2 separate regions of the Homo sapiens genome follow, and region 2 is linked to region 1. A link is a loop called in an ENCODE intact Hi-C map of the cell type or tissue named here. Cell type or tissue: Calu3. All regions are shown on one strand. Links, peaks and the distances in the headings refer to the core of each region. The heading gives the core; the rest is flanking DNA. Region 1 has its middle 14 kb from the start of MIR1471. Region 2 overlaps DIS3L2 (DIS3 like 3'-5' exoribonuclease 2).

Region 1 (9,174 bases), core at 305-8,304:
CATGGCTTCAGGGAAATGCCAGAGACACCTCACCTGTGAACATGACAAGCCCATTTGCTTTCTTCCCTTTTCCTTCAGGTTGATAGTCCACAGCTCACAGCCCTCAGAGACGACCCTGGACCCTGCATGCTGGCAATTCCCCCCAGGGATGCTGCCCTGCACTGGGTCCTCCTGAGCTCCCGGGGTGCCCAGCTCTGGGGCTGCAGTGGGGGAGGATTCTGAGTCTCACACTGTCTAAGTGGTGCTGCTGGGCTGAATCTGTGGTCTTTGTATCACATGAGCTGCCGCATGGGCTACTGCCACCAGCTGCTTGGCCTTCAAGCATGAAGTCAATACAGGTGGGTGGGGAGGGGCAGAGGCGGAGGGTGGCAGATGACCCCAAGCCACTCCCTCCTTCCTCTTCAAATGCTTATTTCTGTCTTCACAGTGTTCTCATTCCCTACCCAACACACCCCGCAAACTCTCCACCTCCACCAGCCAAGCAACACGGGTCCTTGTGCTTGTCAATGCCTACGAAGAGCCGTGAACTCCCTGGTCCATAAAAGCGGTCCCATTTGGGCAGAGCCAAGATGCTCTGCTATACCCCAAAGGTGGCTGCAACTCCCTCAAGGGCAGGAATGGGGCCTTTCTTGTTTTGGTGTTCCCGACATCTAGCCCAGTTCCTGGAATGTCCCAGGTGCTGGCAGAAGTTTGCTGGAGGGCTCTTTGCAGAAGGCACAGAGGACCACATTCTGTTATCAGCAAGTCAAACCAATGTGGCTGGCCTGGGGACATTAGCTTCTGTCCCTTGATGGATGCTGGCCACCCTACCTTCCAAGACACTGCCCAAGAGAGGTCTCTTCTAAGGGAGTGGCAGGCACATGAAGAAGGAGAGACCTCCCCCGCCCCCGCAGGAAGCGCTCCTTCCCACACAGGCTTTCCTCCCTGCACATCTTCACGTCCAAAAGCCACAGAAATGGCTGCTCAGGGCTGGGCGTGGTGGCTCACTCCTGTAACCCCAGCACTTTGGGAGGCTGAGGCAGGCAGATCACCTGAGATCAGGAGTTCGATACCAGCCTGGCCAACATGGCGAAACCCTATCTCTACTGAAAGTACAAAAATGAGCCGTGCATTGTGGTGCATGTCTGTAATCCCAGCTACCAGGGAGGCTGAAGCAGGAGAATCATTTGAACCCGGGAGGCAGAGCTTGCAGTGAGCTGAGATTGCGCCACTGCACTCCAGCCTGGGCAACAGAGGGAGACTCTGTCTCAAAGAAAAAAAAAAGCCACAGAAATGGCTGCTCAATTTCTGTTGTTGTCATTATCAAAGTTTTAAGGCTTCCTTTATGATCCTGCAAAGCCCATTTCCCCTAGGCCGCCACATCCGTCCTCTGGCAACAATTCCCCTTGTGGTCCCTTCCTGTAATGAGAAGGTCTCTCTGACCGTTAGGCCTGAAGACAAACATCTTAGAATACATGTGGTTAGACAAACATCTTGGCCCCTCTGAGCCGCAGTTTCTTATCTGTCAAATGGGAATAATACCTAATTCAGAGGGCTGAGGGTGGGGGTGGGGAACCAGATGCCGGATGCTGTGAAAAGGTCTTTGCTGCTGGCACAGTGAATACTTAATAAGTGGCAAGACCAATGATAGGATGCACATGGATTTGGGAGGCTGAGGTGGGAGGATCACTTGACATCAGGGGTTCAAGACCAGCCTGGCCAACATGGTGAAACCCCGTCTCTACTAAAAATTCAAAAATTAGCCAGGCATGGTGGTGCATGCCTGTCGTCTCAGCTACTTGGGAGGCTGAACCTGGGAGGCAGAGGTTGGAGTGAGCTGAGATCGCACCACTGCACTCCAACCTGGGTGGCAGAGCAAGACTCTAAAAAATAAAATAAAATAAAATAGTACTTGCATAACATGCGTGGGCTTCTCCAGCAAAGTATACTGGATACAGGGTGAATAGGAAGCTACGGTCTTTCCTAGGTGATCATCTTTTCAATAATATATATCACCGAAAGAGAATTTTAAAGAGAATACGTGAAGCCACCCATATCTAGAGAGGTTGTAACTCACATAATGCAGACATGGATGCTGGGCACCCCACCCTCCAAGCTCATCCTGGATCCAGCCACATCTTGCCCCTCCTCTGCTCCCACCCTGCTCCAGCCACCTCCATCTCATGCCTGGGCAACTGAAAGAGATGCCCGGGCATGGAAGGGGAATCTCCTTGCTTCCAGTCCTACTCCCCTCTCTGCAAGCCTAAGGGATGAGTCCTACCGCAGGGCCTTTGCACTTGATGTTCTCTCTGCCTGGACAGCCGTTTCCCTAGACATTCTCAGGATGCATTCACTTACTTTTTCATTCAGATCTCCGCTCCAAAGCCAATCCCCCAGTTAGGCCTTTTCCAATATCTTATCTGGAAAGCCTTCTCCCCGCTGCCCACGCCCTGGTACTCCCCACTCTGCTTTCTTTTCCTTCTGACGTCATATTCTGTGCTTATTTGTTTATTGCTCATCTTTCCCATCAGAATGTAAATTCCATGGGGTGGAATTTTGTTTTGTTCCCACTGCAAGTCCAGTGTCTATACCCTAGAACACTTTTTTTTTTTTTGAGATGAAGTCTCGCTCTGTTGCCCAGGCTGTAATGTAGTGGTGTACAATCTCAGTTCACTGCAAGCTCCGCCTCCCGGGCTCAAGTGATTCTCATGCCTCAGCCTCCCAAGTAGCTGGGATTACAGGCGCCCACCACCACCTCCGGCTAATTTTTGTATTTTTAGTAGAGACAGGGTTTCGCCATGTTGGCCAGGGTGGTCTTGAACTCCTGACCTCAGGTGATCCGCCTGCCTCAGCCTCCCAAAGTGCTGGGATTATAGGCATGAGGCACAGCCTGACCCCTAGAACACTTTAAATGCTCAATAAATGCTTGTTGGCTGGGCATGGTGGCTCATGCCTATAATTCTAACACTTTGGGAGGCCGAGGTAGGCCAATTGCTTGAGCCCAGGATTTCAAGACCAGCCTGGGCAACATAGGGAGAACTTGTCTCTACAAAAAATTTAAAAATTAGCTGGCCGTGGTGGTGCAGGCCTGTAGTCCCAGCTACTTGGGAGACTGAGGCAGGGGGAAAGGATCGCTTGAGCCCAGCAGGTCAAGCTTGCAGTGAGCCATGATTGCACCACTGCAGTCCAGTCTAGGTGACAGAGCCCAGACTTCGTTCCCCACCCCGCCAAAAATTTCAGTGTTTGTCAAATGAATAAATCGTCATGTCTATGGCTGAGTTTTGGATAACGGCACAGTTCCAATAAAGCAAAAAAAAAAAAAAAAAAAAAAAAAAAAAAACCATGGAGTTTAATGGAAGTGTCTTTTACGCAGTGCTAAAAAAGTCTAATCTATACTTTTGATGGCTTATTGTATTAAAACCCCCACAAAGCTCTGTGAGTGGGAAGAGCAGCTCAGGCATCTCAGGGAGGTCCTTGGCACACATGCCTCGGGGCTTCGCAAACCACTCAGAGAAACTGCTGAGGTCAGTGGTGTTCTCAGAAAAGGGCGCTGGGGGCCATGAAGAAGAAAGTCAAATGCTCCAGGAAGTGGCAGGAAGCTAGATCACACAGGTCATTCCTAGACCCCTGGGAAGCTTGAGGAGGCCCAAAGACCACCTCCAAGAGAGCCTTCCCTGCCTGGAGCCCACTGTTCTGAAGGCACTTTCTAAGGCCACTGGGTGCTAATGCAGCACCCAAACACTGTTTGAAGCAGGTGTGGGAGGAGAGGCAAACAACCGCATCTATCATAAGTCTCTTTTTTTTTTTTGAGACAGAGTCTCGCTCCATCGCCAGGCTGGAGTGCAGTGGCGCGATCTTAGCTCACTGCAACCTCTGCCTCCTGGGTTCAAGCAATTCTCCTGCCTCAGCCTCCTGAGTAGCTGGGACTACAAGCGTGCTACCACGCCCAGCTAATTTTTGTATTTTTAGTAGAGACGGAGTTTCACGATATTGGCCAGGATGGTCTTGATCTCTTGACCTCATGATCCGCCTGCCTCAGCCTCCCATAGTATTGGGATTACAGGCGTGGCCACAGTGGAACTGTATTCTGCCTTTCATAGAACTTGTTTTTTTTTTTTTTTTAGACAGGATCTCACTCTGTCGCCCAGACTGGAGTGCAGTGGCACCATCTCAGCTCATTGAAGCCTCAACCCATCCTCCCACCTCAGCCTCCCGAGTAGCTGGGACTACAGGCACGTGACACTACACCCTGCTAATTTTTTTTTTTTTTGTAGAGACAGGGTTTTGCCATGTTGCCCAGGCTGGTCTCAAACTTCTGGGCTGAAGCGATGCACCCACCATGGCCTCCCAAAGTGCTAGGATTGCAGGTATGAGCCATCGCACCTGGCCATATAGAATACAGAACTTTTTTCTTTTTTTGAGACAAAGTTTCCCTCTTGTTGCTCAGGCTGGAGTGCAATGGTGTGATCTCAGCTCACTGCAACATCCACCTCCCAGGTTCAAGCGATTCTCCTGCCTCAGCCTCCCGAGGAGCTGGGATTACAGGTGACTGCCACCATGCCTGCCTAATTTTTTGTATTTTTAATAGAGATTTCACCATGTTGGCCAGGCTGGTCTCGAACTCCTGATCTCAGGGGATCCACCCGCCTTGGCCTCCCAAAGTGCTGGGATTACAGGCGTGAGCCACCATGCCCAGCCATAAAGAATTCAGACTTTTAATAGGAGTCTGTCTTTGTTTCTGACCCCAATGCTTTTACATTTCTTTATGTTCTGAACAAAAGAAGTACCACCAAATGCGTTCCACCACCACCAAAAGACACTGGCTCTGCAGTTGGGCAAGGACTAACCACAATGACAGTTCAATTTGGTCCAAACATGGTGGTATTTAAGGTTAGCCAATAATTCTCAACATATCGTCCGTCATTCTTTATTTTTTAAAGTCCAGTGAGGTCTGAATAGTATCTGTGGCCGACACTGAGAATCTAAAAGCTGGCAATTTTAAGGGGAAAACCACAGCCTCCTGGTGCCCTCTGGTGGTGAAGCAGTAGGACTGCATGAAATTACAAAGTGTTGAGTCAGTCGCTCCCAAACTAGAACATATTCAGATCTGTTAAAACACAACTTGCTGAAACTCACCCTCAGTTCTAATTTGGAAGGTCGGAGGTAGGACCTGAGAACTGGCATTTCTAACAAGTTTCCAGGTGCTGCTGCTGTTCCTGGGACTGCACTTGAGAATCACTGGTTTAGGTTACCTAGCCCAAACCTGCTTCTATCACAGTACTAGACTGCATGCTAGAACATTTTTTCCTTTTTTTTTTGAAATGGAGTCTCACTCTGTCACCCAGGCTGGAGTGCAGTGGCACAATTTCGGCTCACTGCAACCTCCGCCTCCCGTGTTCAAGTGATTCTCGTGCCTCAGCCTCCGGAGTAGCTGGGATTACAGGCGCGCACCACCACGATCCTCGGCTAATTTTTGAATTTTTAGTACAGACAGGGTTTCACCATGTTGGCCAGGCTGTTCTCAAACTCCTGACCTCAGGTGATCTGCCTGCCTCGGCCTCCCAAAGTGCTGGGATTACAGGCATGAGCCACCACACCGGCTAGAAAATTAACTAAAACAAGCATTTTTCTACACTTGAACAGTGGCTGCTGGCGATTTTTTTGTTGGTTTTCAATCTTCCAAATGTTTGCAATGTGGTTATAAATTTTTTAAAAGCAAAGCAAAACACCCAAAGGACATGATTCTTGTTGGAGAACTGTTACCACGGGCCTTTCCAAGAGGCAGGCACAGACCACTGTTGGCAAAGATGGACTGGTGCTTTGGATCGTGGGCCCCTCTTTGCCTTTTTCACAGCTTTCTGTCCAAGGCCCTGCTGTTCCAAAGACCACACCAGGTTGTGCCCAGACTCCCTGTGGAGCTGGCTCCCCAGACACAGCCCTAGACCCTGGAGGATCCACTTCTCCCCAGAAGCTGGACTCTCCCTCTGCCCAGGGGACTCCAGACCCGTCTCCTCTTGCCAACCCCAGGTGCTCGCTCTTGGCTGCACCCTGCTGCTCCTCAAAGAGCTCCTGGGAGAGGAGAGTCTGGCCTGGGCCCAGCCCAGCCCTGCCTGTCTGCTGAGGGGGCAGGGTGGGGCGCACAAATGAGACGCTCAACTCCCATGGCTCTGCTGAAAGAAGCCAGGCCCTCAGGCACTGGGAGAAAAGTGCCTTTGGGGGTGGCAGGGGCTTGGAATCAGCATCACCAAGGCCACAGGGACTTCGTCTGCACCAACTCTCTGGCTTAGGGAGCAAGGGTCAGCCACATTCTCTCAGATCAGTTAAAACCATGATGCCTCTCACCTCCCAGGATGTAGATCAGAAAGTGAGTGAAGGGGGAAAGGCACTCCAGACTTAAAAAAACAAAACAAAACAAAACAAACCCAGGGGAGGACCCAGTTGGCCTAGCTGGGGTCAAGGACCCACCCCTTGGGCAGTCAACTGTAGTACACGGGTTCTGTGATGAACACCCCTCACCCCCAACATGAAGGCCTTTGATGGGCTTCATCCTAAACGAGGCTGAGCAGACAAAGTGAGTGTCCCAGGGCTGGATGGGGACCGGAATATGACTGCCCCAGAACCTGGCTCCCAGGGCTGCAGCAGTGTCCATGCCTGGCTCCACCCCCACCAGGGTAGACAGAAACCACCTGGGCTCTGCACACAGCTGCACTGCGCTTCCTGCAGCCAGGTATTGTGGTGGGGACATTGGAGATGGGGCAGCGCCTCAGTCAGGCCACCTGACCAGCGCACAGTGACCCCAGCACTGCAGGTGCTGGTGGGGTATACCACCCCCCAGAAGACAGGGCTCCTAGAAGGCCTCAAGGTGGCCAAAGTTCCTGGAACTGCCAAAGTCCCTTATCGCCACCCCTTCCACAGGAGGCCACAGCCACTTTCTCCTCCTCCGCCGAGGCTGGGGAGGTGAGAGAACTCTGCTCTGGCCAACGCCCTGGAGACGGCCTCCTGCTAGTGACGGCTGGGCCCTGACTGGGGCAAGGAAGAGCTCTGGGCCGGCAGGCGGCTGGGTCGTAAAAGTGCATGCACCTGCTGGGCATCCTTGGGCCCTGCAGGCTGCACCCAGCCCCAGGCTGACATCCTGTTCTCAGTCCCAGCGAGGAGCCTTCCCTCCTGGATGCTTGAAGGTTCCAGCCTGCTATGGTCTGAATATGTCCCCCAAATGTGTGTTGGAAACTCAATCCCCAAAGCAACAGTGTTGGAATATGGGAAATGTTTAGGTCATGAGGGCTCTGCACTCATGAATAGATTAATGCCATTCTAAAAGGGCTTGATGGTGCCATTGACTCCCTCATCAAGAAGGGAGTTTGGTTTCATTTTGCCCTTCCAGCTTCTGCCATGTGAGGACAGAGCGCTCCTCCCTCTAGAGGATGCAGCATTCAAGGCGCCATGTTGGAAGCAGAGAGCAGACCCTCACCAGACAATGGACTTGCTGGCAACTCACTCTTGAACTTCTCAACCTCCAGAACTCTGAGAAAATAAATTTCTGTTCTTTATAAATTACCCAGGCTCTGGCATTTTGTTACAGCAGCACAAAGTGGGCTAAGACATGGCCTCCTCCTGGACGTACGGGTGAAGCACTGGTCATCTCTGCCAAGCATCCCTGCCCATAAGGCCCAGCTCCCCCCACAGCCAAGGCCTCCCCATGCACATGGCTCGTGTCCACAGACACCTTGCTGGAGAGCACGTGAAAAGGCAGGTGCTGACCTTGCCCAAATGCCCACATGCCCCTGTTCAGTAGTGGAAACCCACATTCTCCCCTTCAGGCCAGGCTGGGCCACGAAGAAGTCAGGCCTTGCCTGTCCCCTGGATCCTGGGTAACTATAAGATCTGCTTAGAAGAACTCTGGAGGCCAGGTGTGGTGGCTCACACCTGTAATCTCAGCACTTTGGGAGGCCGAGGCAGGTGGATCACTTGAAGTCAGGAGTTTGAGACCAGTGTGGTCAACATGGTGAAACCCTGTCTCTACTAAAAATAAAAAAAAAATCAGTTGGGCGCAGTGGCAGGCACCTGTAATCCCAGCTGCTCAGGAGGCTGAGGCAGAAGAATCACTTGAACCCGGGAGACAGAGGTTGCAGTGAGCCGAGATGGCACCACCGCACTCCTGCCTGGGCGACAGAGCAAGATTCCATCTCAAAAAAAAAAAAAAAGAAAAAAAAGAAAAAGAAGAAAAGAACTCTGGGGCCTGGAAGCCAAGGAGTAACATCCATGCTAAGTGCAATCAATCCCAGGCCCTCAGCAAGATGTGGGTCCCAAGGGCAGCTGGCTGTTGGGGATGGAGTGGAGGCTGGTTATCAATAATTCCAGGTCCTTCCATCATTTGCCGGATTGGCTCAGCAGTCTCACAATGTGTGACAGGCAGAACATTGAGTCCCCAAAGAAGCTCACGCCCTAGTCCTAGAGTCTGTGAATGTGTCACGTGACATGGCAAAAGGCCTGCAAGAGTGAGTTATGGATACAGACCCTGGGGTGGGGAAATGATGCCAGGTAGTCTGGTGGGGCCTGATGTCATCACAAGCGTCCTTAAAAGTGGAAGAGGGAGCCAGATGAGTCCATCAGAGGAAAAAGTGGCTGCAGAAAAAAGGCAGGAGATGCAATGCTGCTGGTTTTGAAGACGGAAGAAGGGGACCCAAGTCAACGAAAATGTGGGCGGCCGCAGGAGCTGGAAAAGGCAAGGAAGCAGATTTTCTCCTGGAGCTTCCAGAAGGGAGCGCAGCCTTAACAACGCTTTAATTTTGCCCATGAAACCCATGTTGGACCTCTCATCCGCGAGAACTGTGAGATAAATCTGTGTGGTTCAAAGCCACGACATTTTGGTAACTTGTTAGAGCCACAGTGGGAAATTCATATGCCACGACAGCCTGGCTGTCCAGAGAGGACAGTGCCGAGCTGCCAGCGACATTTTTATTTTTTATAATAGCTTAACTGGGATATAATTCACATACCACGTACTTTACCATTTTTTTAGAAGTGATCTTGCTGTGTTGCCCAGGCTGGAGTGCAGTGGCGTGATCATGGCTCACTACAGCCTTGAACTCATAGGCTCATGCCATCCTTTTGCTTCAGCCTCCCGAGTAGCTGGGATTACAGGTGTGAGCCACTGCACCCTGCTAATTTACCATTTAAAGTATACAATGTACTATA
Region 2 (9,174 bases), core at 616-8,615, 240 kb before region 1:
TACGGACCTCCATTAATAATGTATCAATATTGGTTAAGAGAAAAAAACTAGTTTTGGAGGAGGAGAGAAGGGGCAGGTGAGAACTGTACTATCTTGACAATTTTCTGTAAATCTAAATCTGTTCTGAAACATAAAGTTTATTTTTATGGGCCGGACATGCTAGCTCACGCCTGTAATCCCAGCACTTTGGGAGGCTGAGGTGGGAGGATCACTTGAGCCCAGGAGTTCAAGACCTGTTTGGACAACACAGCAAGACCCCATTCCTATTTATTAATTAATTAATTAAAATTAAGTTTATTTTAAAAATCTTGGAGCAGAAAAGGAGTAAAAGTAATTTAGATGTCAAGCAACAGATAAATGATAAACTAAACCATGTCATATTTTTCAATTTTTTATGTATTTCACAAAAAGAATTTTGAAGATGTATGTAGAGTATGATTTAACTAAGTAAAAACATTTATGAAAATGCTGAAAGGGACAAATGGTGTTAATTATTTGAGAGAGGATTCTGAGTGACTTTTTAATCTATTTTCTAAGCTTCCTTTAATATCACAAAGTTGGAGGTTTTTTAATTTAAAAATTATACAAAAAATAATTATAACAAAAACTAGAGTGCCCAATATTGGTTTGCTACCCAACATTCACTTCTGTCTTCCTCCTTCCTCACAAAAATCTAGTTTTCATACAGGAAACACATCTCACCTTCAGCTCCAGTGACAGATACTAATTATTCTAATAAATTCAGTGTATGGCCTCCCCTGGTGACTGTAGTCAATAGCATTGTTGGCAGACAGGGTCTCCCTTTTTGTGTCACATGTCATCAAGAAAGCAGGTAGCCTAATCATACTGGCAGCCATCTTCACAACCATAGAGAAACCACCACTGGATTGCTGAGGACAGCAAAAGGCAACCTGATAACATCATCCAGTCACTGACTTTACTGGGTCTGCAGCTGCACAACCTTTGAATTCCCACTATATGAGATAATATTTTCTCTTATTAAGTCACTCTGAGTCAGGCATTTTTATAATTTGCTGCTAAAAGCATCCTACTACAAACTATTTAAAAAGATCATCCATGAGAAGCAAACTTCCCTTTCCCTCCATTCACTCTGCAACAGAAAATGTAAAGCTCTTACTACCAAAAATAAAATCTTAGTACTGTTGGCATCATAGATCTTGTAGAGGTATTCACTACACACTGACATGGAACTGCTGGGTTCTAGAGCATAAGAATACCATAAATGGCCCTTCCTTAGGCAACATAATTCTATCCTAAAGGTGCTCCCTTTATAACTTCCATGTTGAACTAGGCCCACAAAGCATATACCCAGATCATTTCATCTTCATGGAATATAGCAGCAAGGCCAGGAAGCCATCCCTGTCTCCTAGAGTGGATCTGCCTCATCAGTACTGTCCCTATCCTTTGGTTATATCCTCTTTCTTGCATGTGCCACTTTCTAGCTGTGTCATGGTGCTTTAGGTATGCCTCTTCCTTATCAATAGATGGGGGGGATCATCCATAAAAAGAATAAACATTTCTTTATTTCTGTGTACCACTGAGACTTGTATGCCTTTGGTGTCCAACACATGTTGGTGACTGAATATGTAAATAAACAAATTAATGCTTTGTACCTATTAGAGAGGCATACTATTCTTCCTTGAAATGCCAAAGGAAAGCTAAGAAAACAGAGGATGGCAAAAACAAATAAAACTCAAAGATAAGTACTTCAGTAAATTATCCAGTCCTACCATAATTAGCTGCCACATTAGCAAACTTATTAACACATCAAAAAATCAGGAATTAAAAAAAATGCCTGCTACTATTGCTTTTATTCAAAACTGAACTTTTATCAGTTACTGTGTGGGAAATACCTCCTCTCCAATTGTGAGTTGCCAATTCAAGATAAGAAAAAGAAATAAAAGTCATACAGATTAGAATGGAAGAAATAAAACTCTCATTACTTACCAATGATGTGATTATCTACATAGAAGAGCCAAAGGAAATTACATCTCAAGTACTGAAATGAATAAGGGGATATGGCAAGATGGCTGGATATAGGATAATGTATAAAAATTAACTGTAATTCTACATGCTGGCAGCAAACAAAAAAGACAACTTCAAACATCTATTCTTCAGAAGATACCATTAATAACAGGAAAAGACAACTCACAAACTGGAGAGAAGATAATTTCCATATCAGTGACTGCTAAAAAGATTACTTTCTGGAATATGTATTTTTAACTCCAAAAAAATCAAATGACAAACAGCCCAATTAAAAATGGGTAAAAGCACCAATGTATGCTAAAATGAATGGGTGAAATTAAGCAGAAACAGAATATTACACAGACTCAAAAAATCTTTCCAAAAATACAGTATAATAATTACAAGGGAAAAAAGTAGTAAGTTAGGAATCATGGCAGATGCCTCCTTAACCAGGTGATCAAGGTGAACATCACCAGTATTACTTACTGACATTATGTGCCCCCGATAAGATGCACATCACCTCTGTGGTATCTTTCCCAATAATGTCTAATCTTGATCTAATCATGAGAGAACATTAGACAAACACAAACTGAGAAACGTTTTACAAAATCACTGGCCAGTACTCTTTAAAAGTGTAAAGTTCGTGAAGGACAAGTAAAGAGTAAGAAATGTCACAAATTGGAGAGACTACAGAGACACAGCTAACTGTATTACGGGATTCTGGACCCAGATTCTGCAACTGAAAGAGAATGTTAGTGGAAATAGTGATAAAATCTGAGTAAGACCTATACTTGGTATCATACCAAGATTAACTGCTTACTTCTGATAAGTATTCCATGGTCATGTAAGATGTAAACATAAGGAGAAGATAGGTTAAAAGATATACAGGAACTCTCTGTTCCATTTTTGCAATTTCTGTAATCAAAATTATCTAAATAAAAAATTAACTGTTAAAAAAATGGGTAAAAACATGAAAACACTGTCTAGAAGAGGAAACATGACCATGAGTATATGGAAAGATGTTCAACCTCATCAGTAATTAGGAAAAAAATAACAAAAATCACCCAACGATTATCACTATTTTTACCCACCTGGCTGGCAAAAATGAGTCTAACAAGTGTAAATAAGAATGTGGAGCAATGGAACTGCATACACACTGCTGGCAGGACTAAAAATGGGTACAATCACTTTGGGAATGGTTTGGCTAGAAAGTTGTAAAGTTAAACATGTACCTATGTATGATTCAGTAATTTCCTTTTTAAGTAGAGTCTAGAAAAACTTTAGTTAATGAGCACTGGAACGTTTTCAGGAGCAAAATCCTCTGTTCAACCCAAATGTACATTGCTAAATTATGGTATATTTCAGAAAATGGAAATATTATCGACTAAAATGAGTGAAATATGTGAGTATATTTTAGAAACATGTTAAATGAAAAAAGGCAAATGATAGAAGAATATATATAACACGGTATTTTGTAAAGGTTCAAAAACAAGCAAAACAAAATAACATTTAGGGTTATAAATATGGGTAAATTTTTTTTTAAATACATTTTCATTAGTATATTTGAGATGGTGGTTACCTCTGGGGAAAAAATTATGGTTTAGGATACAGGAGAACAGACAGGGAACTTGAACAGTATTGGTGATGTTATACTTCTTAATCTGGTTCATGAGTTCATGGGTTGGTTTTAGTATTAGGTTTCAAAAATTATAGAAGTGTTACATATATTCTTTTTCCTGTGAAATATGCTTTGTAATTAAAGTTGATAAATATTTTTAAAACAATATTTTAGTCAAATGTATACCAAAACCTTAATAGTGATCGTTTCCGGGGGTGAAACTCTGGGAAATTTTCATTTTCAATAGTACACATTTGAATAAATTTAACAGTAAATATTCAATATGTATGTATTTGGAAAAAATAAAATTTAGAAATGTTTGTTAATTTGATATTTCAATAATAGTTGTAAGAGAGAAAGTTTTCCTCCATAGAGTTATTTATAATGATCACCACTTCAATTTTTCTTCACTAGAGCTCCTCCATGAATACTGCTGCCATTCACAAAGAATGACATTCCAACTGAGTCCTACTGTAAAATTAATCTGAATGGCACTGCAACAATATTCCCAACTTCCTACATATGATAGGTGGGGGCCTTGGGAAACATATAAACATTCTATATAAATAAGCATCAGATCTACTATCCTGGGTGATATGCCTATTAAAAACGTACTGAGGAAAGGGACCAGCTACAGACAGAAAAAAATATAACAAGAAAGTCCTTCAAATTGGCCTCTTTGCCTTAAAGAAAACAGGAACATTAAATAGTCAAGATTAGTGTTCTCAGCCATTCATCATCTTTCCTCTACTAAATATTCTTATAAACTCCTAGTCTTACAACTAGACGATATTTAGAAGACAGTCATGCACTCTTGCAGTGATTACCACTATCGTATTACTACTCTTAAATACATGCTCTCATACATGTTGGTCCAATGTTGGAAACTCCATGCAAACAGATATAATGGCATCACAGCCCTGAGAATGTACAAGTGGGGAACAATCAAACATCAACTATACCGAGGGCCCAAACTTCCAACAATACAAAGTAAAAACGAAGTGTGGCAAATACACTTGTCTTTGGCTGTATATTTTATGTATTATTTTCTATAATCAGGAGAGGGAACGAGTTATTTTCGCTTCTTATGGCTCAGTACTATGACACAGCAGAAAGTAGCACTTAAGGAATAGGGACTTCAGGAACGGTGTTTTTATCAGTGAAAATAGATAAAAGCATGGAGAAAAGAAGTAAGAGTCAACAATACTGAGTTATTTAAGAAAAGGTCTTGAAATTTAAGAGTGAATTGGTGTTGATATGAAGAAAGCAAAGAGGAAGCTGAAAGGATTTAATGAGTATAAGAGGAGGTTGATGGTTATCTAAGGTCCTCTAACATCATAATATTTTCAAGAAGGTGCACTAGAAATTGCAGTTGAAGATGGCGACTTTGGAAGAAGTGCCAAAACTGCATGCAGTGCTCATCAAGGAAAGGAACAATTTGGTAACCTAAGCCTGGATCAGGATCATTCTCCTCCATTCCTTTAACTTTTGCTCTGCCTTGACCAGGATTTTCTCAGTGTTGAAGACACAGCTTTTTCCAAAGCTGATCCTTACAGGCCACCAGGTGGAGCCCAACAGTCACAAAAAAAGAGCCCCCTCCTCAGCCTGATTTGCTTTTTGCCTCCTAGCCGGCCAGGTCCATACCCCTTGAAAAGAACATACAAACTCTATAGATCTGGTAATGCGAGTCCATAGCATTATATAACTTGGTTTCTCCCTCAGAGCTATCTTTAAAGAACATGCTCTCAAAAAGGTGAAATATTCCTTTTGCAAAGGGAAAGATTGGATACAGTTATTTTTCAGTTTGCTAATCTTGGAGCCTATGCTTCAATGAAACAAACTAATTTCTTCTGTTTGTTTTTTCTATCAATCTAGTCATGGTTTAATTTTCCTACTAATTACAATTCAATGTATTTAATGTAATTTAATGACCACCTCTTCAATTCCTATCTACCCTGTAAGAAACTGAGTATCTATCAAAACTGAATGGAATGTAAAAGTATTTGCTTCCATGGGTCAATAAATATTGCTGACTGGCTAACAACCACCACAAGGTGAAAAGCTAGGAGACAAAGGTGATACCAGAACAGACCTCCACCCCCTACTTCCCATCTCTACCACAGTCCTCTAAGGTCAGAATTTCCCTTCCTCTGCTTTCACCTCACTCCGTCATCTGCTCCAATGGAACCTGCTGTCCTTCACACTCATTAAAGCCAGCAGCACTGTGACCCATTCTCTGTTTCTCATTTCCACAGCCTCCCATTAAGCCTAGGCAATCCCATGTTCAACCAAGAACTTCTCAGCCTGTAATGACCTATTCATTTTTCCTCCTCCTCCTCCACCCCTCAAAACCACCAGACTTTGCTTGATAAAATAATATAAATGTGTCAATTTGCTCTAGGTCGATTCATGTCACATATCTTCAGCTAGCCTTCAGTGTTGCCAAGAAACACTATTAAGTTCCTCACGGTAGCTGCTGTAAAACGTTTCCATTTTATTCAAGACTTACCCTTAAATAGTCAAGAAGAAACCATGACAAATCTGGGAGAAAGTGACCATGCTATCTCTACGCTCAAGACATCCCGGAAAGAGAAGCTGGAACTGTAAACTCTAGACTGAGGATACCAGATTTCCCAAAGGGCTGAGAAAATATAGGCATGAATTCCACTGCAAGAGTTTCTAAAGGGAAAGATGATTTAAGAGGTTGGGAAGCTCTTAAAACTGTAAATCTGATTATGTAATTGCAGATCATTCCAGCGAAGAAACCAATGTGGCTTTTTAATTATCCTGGACTAGAGTGTAGTACTAAATATTAAAGGTACTAAATATGTTGTAATGTATAACAAAAAACAGTGATCCCTAAAAGCTAGCAAGGGTTCACTTGGGTTTTGATAGCATTACAGAACAAGATTCATAAAAATGTGGGCGATGTGATGTATAGAGAGGTGAACAAGGTTCAACTGAGATCTCTCATGACAATTCTAAGAACAAGATAGAAAATAACTTTATAACAACTGGAAGTCTCCAATGTTGTAATACTCTTTGAGCTGCCCCTAAATGGTGGCCCCAAGGCAGCACTAGGGTGTCAGAGAAGCAATGCTTACAGCAAAGGGGAGGCCAAGCTCCATGTCCTACCTAAGGATCCTTCCAAAGCTACTAACATCATATATTCTATTAATGTGTGCATTCTATTCAATCCTTCTGTTAAATATCTGTGCCTTCTCAATTTGGCGTTCTCCACCTGAGTTTTTATACTTGTTGTATGCCATTGTCAAGCATGGACTTTGAAGTCATAGAACCTTAGTTCTCATCATTTTCTGTTCCAAATTACTCCTTGTGTGTTTTCTAGCTTGATTCATGGTGCAACATCTTCCTAGTCAACCTGGCTCAAGACATTGGGGTCATCAATCCATTTCCATCTACTCATCTGACCAGCTAGCAAATGTTCACCAAGTGTCCTTGTCCTAAAGGAGTTCATGGCCAAGTAAAACAAACAAGCAATTGCAAACCAAACAGATGAGAAATATAATAATAGTACTAATAGAAGCTATGGGAGCACCAGAAGGGAGGCCTGTGAGTCAAGGAACATTTTTTTTTGAGTGGACAAATGAGTTTAAAAGTTGAGTATTTCACCAAGCAAACACTAGAGGAAGGAGAAAGCCACTGTTAGGAAAGGAAGTGTAATGTGCAAAAGTTTGGAACTATGAACATACACACTCAGCTTGGGAAATGGCAAGTTTGATTTTCGATAGTGAAGACCACAGAAGGAACTGAGATGGCTCCCAGTAAATTGTGGTTAAATGCCATCAGCATCCACCCACTCCCCCTAGTCAGAGCCCTGAAAGTTCATCCAAGATTCCATCCTTCTCCCTCATGCCCTATTTCTAATTAGTCATCGCATCTGGGAGAATTTACCTTCTTAATCTCCCCTGAATCTTTTCATTTCTTTTGTTTCCTCCATTGCAACCCTTTATTTCAGGTTCTCCCACCTCATCTGTCTTACTGCAATTGTGTATTATGACCTCCTGCTACTAGGCATGTCCCTTCTCATCTATTCTTTACTCTCAGTCAGAGTGATCTTTTAGCAAAGAGGCCTCTGTCCTATAAGAAATGATCCTGGATTTCCCCCTTTACCTACCTCCTCTAAATTCCCCCAAATTATTCTATTCTATGGAAGAACTTAGAACATTCTGTTTTGTACTGTAGGTAGAACTCAAAGAGATAAGCCATTCAAGCCATCTGTTTTATCCACGCTCTTTCCCAGGAGTCCCACAGCGCTGCAAATTGGGTGTGAGTCATGGATGGGACTCTGGACCCCCACCTCTGCTTGAAACTACTGACGAGGGAAAACACCTGCCTCAAGCTAGACCAGTAAGATTTTCCACCATAGAAATTCTGTATTATGATCTAGACTTTAGTATGTAACTGCCATAGGACTGGCAGTGCCATTTTGGGGCCACGTGTGCTGTTGTGCAGGTAGAAGACTACTGTGCAGAGAGAAGCAGAATAACACAGCTCATGTGCAAAAAGGGGTAAAGAAAAGATACTGTGTGGTGGCTGGGCTAGTCACAGGGGTGAAAGAGAAGCTGTGGTTCCTTTGTTGCCTTGTTAGTTCTGATTTTCTCATGAGACTTCCTCCATTTCCTGCTCTGGTTTTTAAAAGAATCACCAGCTTCTTATATTAATCTCTACTTTTATTTAAATTAGTTCAAGTGGGATTACACTTCTTAGAATCAAATTATCGCTATGATATATACATGCAAAAATCCTTTTGCATTAGACTATAAGTTCCTTAAGTAACGAATCCATAACTTGTTTACCATTGTATTTCTCAGATAATATAGCATAGTGCTTTACACATAGTTGGATCAAAACCAGCCTGGTGAACTAAATGTAACTACAGAAGAGGAAAATGACTTTGAACTTGAATAATTAGAAGCAATTACATAGGCAAAGGAAGTCCGATACTTTTAAGGAGAGAGGTATAGGAGTTGGGAACAAATTGAGAAGGAAGCCACCTTAGCTAAACTTGATTTTTAGGGATAGTTTATGTGGAAGCTAACCATAACACTTTCGCACCCACAGCAGGTATTACCGTCACACTCCTGGTCAAAGCCTGGCAAAGATAAGGGAGGAAACCTAGGCAGTCATAGCACAGCATGTTCTGATTAAGAAAAAGTGACCTCAGTTCTTAAAGATCAGTAACGGATAACCAGAACAAAATGGCAAGGCGACCACCAACATACTCAACAGCTGCAGCCCTCACCCCTCATACAACAGACGTCATTTGAGAAATTCATCAGGAAAACCTACCATGTTTTATTTCTTAAAATAAATTTTCTCTTCTTCACAAAGATTTTAAAAGGCATATTTCCATAAATGACAATTTTTATATCCTTATATTAAGAAGGTAGAGAAAAAGCATGATGTTTCCATCTAAATATGATTATCTTCATTTTTTATTTTGAAAATTACATGATTAATATGTGACTTTTTAAATATTATTTCTTTAAATCCAGCAAATGTGCTTGAGGCTTCAAAGACCTGACTCCCTTTTTGTTGTATTTTAC

What was found. Hi-C counts contacts between places; a loop is a spot of excess contacts. Peaks named below come from ENCODE experiments on the same cell type or tissue, not always from the same donor. Only the 100,000 strongest peaks of a DNase experiment are listed, where the experiment ranks them.
Region 2: a loop joins it to region 1, with 6 times the contacts of the local background. A loop is called at or near these places in 30 of 110 quality-filtered maps.

What each region holds. Positions count from the first base shown.
Region 1 is chr2:231,902,088-231,911,261 of GRCh38, reverse strand. No RefSeq gene overlaps it. Among named protein-coding and RNA genes, the nearest start is that of MIR1471, 14 kb to the right of the region's middle. RefSeq lists enhancers at 4,896-5,513, 5,514-6,132. In Calu3, for the core only: a CTCF peak has its summit at 5,005 (motif pointing left); a DNase peak (open chromatin) is centred at 5,011.
Region 2 is chr2:232,138,245-232,147,418 of GRCh38, reverse strand. All of the region lies in intron 8 of DIS3L2 (DIS3 like 3'-5' exoribonuclease 2), which reads right to left. Among named protein-coding and RNA genes, the nearest start is that of MIR562, 30 kb to the left of the region's middle. In Calu3, for the core only: a CTCF peak has its summit at 5,180 (motif pointing right); a DNase peak (open chromatin) is centred at 5,198.